Linked DNA regions of Homo sapiens: region 2 is linked to region 1. Evidence: read pairs that join two places in POLR2A ChIA-PET (ENCODE). Cell type or tissue: CD4-positive, alpha-beta T cell. All regions are shown on one strand.

The links. Peaks named below come from ENCODE experiments on the same cell type or tissue, not always from the same donor. Only the 100,000 strongest peaks of a DNase experiment are listed, where the experiment ranks them.
Region 2: POLR2A ChIA-PET joins it to region 1 with 5 read pairs; 2 of 35 experiments call an interaction of 5 or more read pairs at or near these places.

Annotation. Positions count from the first base shown.
Region 1 is chr19:41,554,116-41,556,615 of GRCh38, reverse strand. It overlaps a transcript of CEACAM21 not described here. Among named protein-coding and RNA genes, the nearest start is that of LINC01480, 20 kb to the right of the region's middle. In CD4-positive, alpha-beta T cell, no CTCF peak of the experiment used is centred here; a DNase peak (open chromatin) is centred at 1,555; H3K4me3 peaks cover 2,074 bases; H3K27ac peaks cover 1,950 bases.
Region 2 is chr19:41,919,075-41,921,574 of GRCh38, reverse strand. All of the region lies in intron 1 of ERFL (ETS repressor factor like), which reads left to right. It also overlaps a transcript of ARHGEF1 not described here. Among named protein-coding and RNA genes, the nearest start is that of ERFL, 8.1 kb to the left of the region's middle. RefSeq lists an enhancer at 450-1,131. In CD4-positive, alpha-beta T cell, no CTCF peak of the experiment used is centred here; a DNase peak (open chromatin) is centred at 1,063; H3K27me3 peaks cover 225 bases.

The sequences.
Region 1 (2,500 bases):
GTGAGATTACCTTTGGTAAAAAAAAGTTTAAAGAGTGGAAATCGCAATTCTTTGTGTTGGCTAAAATCTGATTATAAGAGATCTGGAAGGTTTTATTTTTCTTTTTCAAAGAGCTCTATGGTCAGAAGTCGGCTTCATGAAAAGCTAATATTTAATTATATGTACATACAGTCTTTCTGGATTTTCTCTTTTGCCTCCTGTTTTGAAAAATATTTGGATTTGAGTGAAACTCCGTTTTAGAAATTAATTGCTTGGTACAATATACCCATGTAACTACCCTGCACATGTACCCCCTGAATCTATAATAAGAGTTGAAATTTTGACAAAATAAAATTAGATTTTGAATTAAAACAAATAGGTGCTTGGTTCCTCTGCTCACTTCTTTTTAAAAGGAATTCCTCTCCCATGTACTTCTTCTTTTCCCTTCTTTACCTTCCTTTTGGCATCTTTGGTATCACATGAAGGGATCTAGAGGGAATTTTAAGTGACTCTGAAATTCCTTGAGAAATACACAAAAAGATCCCACTCACCCCTTTTGGGGGTCTCCTGTTCTCCTTGTGGAGTCCAGAGTCAGGGACAGGCTCCTCCAGGTCTGCAGCTCTGCTCTCTTTTATTTCATCTTGGCTGATTGCTTTGGTTTTGTGAGTACCAGGCATTACTTTGTACTGTGAGAGACACGTCCTTTGTGAGTGCAACGGCTGCTGGGTCACTGGTGAGGGCTGCAGTTTGGAGATGGCTGAGAGCCGTTGCAATAAATGGTTGTGATTGCAGGGGGCTCCTTGTTTCTTTGCAAGTTTAGATGAGAAAGGTGCAGTTTGGACACAGTTTAAAGGCTGTGAAAACACCACCAATGAATATGATTTCCTTTGGGGATGGTCTGATTAAAAGTGGGCTGATTGTTGCTGTGCTACTAGCCTTGAAGACATGTTTCTACAGCATTGTGCAGTGTGGAAAAATTGTGTGGCTTGGTCTTGTGGCATGTCCCTTCTTTTAGAGACCTCAGATTCAATGTGAAATTCGGGATTTTTGATTTTCAAAGATCTAGATGCCCTGCCTTCCAGATGTGCCTACTCTTCACATATTTTAAAATTAGATCCTATAAACTGCAAATACTTTGTTGGCTTCTGTGAGATCAGAGGTCCAGTTAGAAAAGGAAGACAGTTTGTTAAAATTAAAAACTATTTATCTAATCTAACTAGATTGGCCTCCAAATATGACTTTCTGACATTCAGCTGGTTACTCTGAAAAGATTTCTAAATCTCTTGAGGCTCATCTATATGTTTCCTTGCAAAGAAAAAAAAAAAAAAAAAAAAGCAAGCCCAAGCACTAGTAAGAAAAAGATTTGCAATGTTTCATGAAAGGAGTAGATGAGTGAAGCATTTATTTGTAGATACTGGGTTGGATACCTGTGCAAAGAAGAAGAGGTCAATAATAAAAATTGCCAGGGGATTTCTTGGAACTTAACAAGCTGAATTAAATATAGAAATGTCAGGAAATCAAGGCAGGAAATACTCACTTGTGGTTAGGCAGACAGGGCAGGGTTCTGAGCTTGAGATGGAGCAAACAGTTGTGGTGGGTGAAGTTCACATGCTTTAGAGCTCAGCTGTCCTAGTAAAGAAGCCTAAGAGTCTCTAAAGCTCTTATGAGAAGATGGATTTTTTTTGCCTAGATTAAAAGGTTAAAGAATTGCTTTAAGTTGGATAAAATAAAGCTAAATGTTTAAGCAAGTTGTGAAAGGTTTATGAAAAAATTAATTAAAATATTTTTGTGTGTAAACATATTGACTAAAGTTGAAGGGGTATAATTCAGCATTTCTGTAAATTGAGCATTGAAATAAAAACACAATGGGTTTCTCTTAGAGCACTAACCTGCTCTTTAACAAAAATTGTAAAGGGTTATAGAAAGTCTATAAAAATGTTACCTTATGGTCAAACATTAAAATTGGGTAAATATGTCTATCAGGTTTTATTAAGAATTAGGTTTAACATTAATAGTACACTAATGTAAAGGTGAAATTTGGCTTATTTGGTACAAAAATCATACAGGAAGCATTGTGAAATATAAAATGATTTTTAGCTTTCTTTGGGCTATATTTCTATAAATATGTTATTGATGAGGGTTCCAAAGTTATGGGAGACTCCTATAATTCTGCTATATCTCAGTGTACATTATCAGTCATAATTATAATTGTCATGTTAAATTATTGTGGGCCACAGAGGTAACAGATTTCCTTGTCAATTGTGTCTTTGACTATGACTACCCTAAAACGTTCAGTCACCCATATACACATGTTACCTTGTTTTGGCCCTCTTTAGAAGGTAATTTTATAATCAGCTATAAAGCCCTAACAGGTGCTCTTAAATGCAAATTTTGATAACTTTGGAGATTGTGACATCAGAAGAGAGGAAAAATGTTCGGGACACTTGGAGAGCTAAAATGTTCATTGATATCAAGCAGGACAGGAATTAACTGCATGAAGTGAACTAATAGGAGGCTGAAG
Region 2 (2,500 bases), 360 kb before region 1:
CTCAGCCTCTCTGGTTCGCTCCTTCTGCCGTGTTTCCCCACCTCGGATCTCCCCCTGCCTGTCTCTCTGTCTCTGTCTCTCTCTTCTCTCTGCGTGTGCATGTGGCTCCCAGTCTGCTTCCTGTTTCTGTGGGACCTGTCCTTGTCCTCTGTGTCTCTTTCCTTCTCTGTGCCTTCCCCTGGTGGGGTTCCCCATGTCCCGCCTATCCCCCTCCATCTCCCTCCGTGTCTCACTCCTGCTTCCTCTCAGTTCTCCATGTATCACGCTCCACCCCCTCGGTCTCTCTTCCTCCCTGCATGTCTCCCCTTCTCTGTGCCCCCCACCCCAACCTCCAGTTCCTCCATCTCTCTGGGTCTCTGAGGGGAGGCGGGGTCCACGAGTGAGGTTGGGGAGCAGCCAGACCTCCCTCCGCCTCGCCTCACGGTGGCGCCTCCACCCTCCCTCTCCCCTCCCCCAGAGCTGTTTGGTAGGCGGGGTGCGTGGCACTGCGGCTCCCACCTCCCCGGGGACGCTCCCTCGCCACCCCTCAACTGACACCATTCGGAGCGCTGCTGTCCGCAGCCCCAGGGACATCGTGCGGAGACTGAGACTCAGGGAGAGAGACAGAGATGCAGAGACACACACACAGGGCCGGAGGCAGAGACAGAGACAGAGAGGGAGAGACAGAGGGAGGGGGGTGTGGGTCTCCACCCCTGCCCCACCCACAGGCCTCTCTGTCTCTGGCCTGGAGCCTCCCCACCTCTCAAGCGAGGGTAGCAGACACACCTTCCCCAGCCTGGGAATCCACTGCCCTGTCTGCCATTCTGTCCCTCTGTGTGTCCTGCACAGTGCAGTCGAGGCAGAAGACCGAGTGTGTGTGTGCGCATGTGCACATGACTGTGTGACTTGTGTCACAGTGTCTGTGAATGTGATCTGTGTAGACATGCGTGCTCCTGGGCACAGGTGACTAAGTATGGGTGCTGAGTGGAGCCACACATGTCCTGTCTGTGAGTGCATCACGTCTGTGAGTGCGTAACATCTGGGCGTGTCCTGTCTGTGAGTGCATCATGTCTGTGAGCGTGTCATGTCTGAGTGCGTCATGTCTGTGTGTCACGTCTGTGAGTTCATCATGTCTGGGCGTGTCATGTCTGTGAGCGTGTCATGTCTGTGAGTGTGTCATGTCTGTGAGTGTGTCACATCTGGGCATGTCATGTCTGTGAACATGTCATGTCTGTGCGTCACGTCTGAGTGCATCACGTCTGAGTGTGTCACGTCTGGGCATGTCATGTCTGTGAGCGCATGTCTGTGAGCGTTATCATGTCTGTGAGCATGTCATGTCTGTGCCTCACGTCTGAGCACGTCACGTCTGAGTGTCACGTCTGGGCATGTCATGTCTGTGAGCGCATGTCTGTGAGCGTGTCATGTCTGAGTGCATCATGTCTGGGCGTGTCATGTCTGTGAGCGCATGTGTGAGCGTGTCATGTCTGTGAGTGTATGTCTGTGAGCGTGTCATGTCTGTGAGTGTGTCACATCTGGGTGTGTCATGTCTGTGAGCGTATCATGTCTGTGAGCGCGTCATGTCTGTGAGTTCGTCATGTCTGGGTGTGTCACGTCTGTGGGCGTGTCATGTCTGTGAGTTCGTCACGTCTGGGCGTATCATGTCTGTGAGCGTGTCATGTCTGTGTGACGTGTGTGGTGCTCAGCTGCGTCTGGTGTGACCGTCCAAAGCTCTGGAGTTGTGCCATGTCTGGTGTTTTCACATGGTGTGGCTGTGCAGGGTAGGCCTCAGGGACCTGGGGCAGTTATCTCTGAGGGCAAGATGAGGAGGCTCAGTCCCAGAGAAACAGGGTGGAAGGACCAAGTGAGTGCGACCCTGAGAGGACCCCGGCAGCTGGGCTGGTGAGTGTGGGTGTGAAGGACGCAGCTGAGGAAGAGCCCCCAAAATCTTGTGTGTCACAGACCAGCTGTGTGTTTGTGTGGCGCTGTGTTGGTGTTCGGGGGTTGCTGTTGTGTCTCTGAGCTTGTGGGCTTGTGTCTGAGTCTGGGTTCAGATGTGGACGTGTGTGTGTGTGTGTGTGTGTGTACGCGTGCACGTGCACACGTGGGTGGTAATTTGTAGGAGCTGAATGTACCAGCTTGAGTGTTGGTTCATAACAATTGAGTGATACTGTGTGTCCAGCCCTAAAGAGCACTGATGACTGTTTGTGTATGTTTGATTGTGTATGTTTGTGTGGTTGCATGTTTATGTGTGGCTGTTGGATGGCGCATGTGTCTGCAACTTCTGTGAACTTGTGCCGAAGTCTGTGTGTGAAGCTGTTTCTGGTGTCACCCTGTGTGCTTCTGTGTGTTTTCTGTGGGTCTGTGTGTTAAGGATGACTGGTTTTGTGTGTGTCCATGTGGGGATTACAAGGTGTGGTATTGAGAGTAGTAAGCTGCGAGTGGTGTGTGAGTGTGGTGTGTGGTATGTGGGTGATGTGTGTGGTATGTGTGTTATGTGTGGCATGTGGTGTGGTGTAATGTG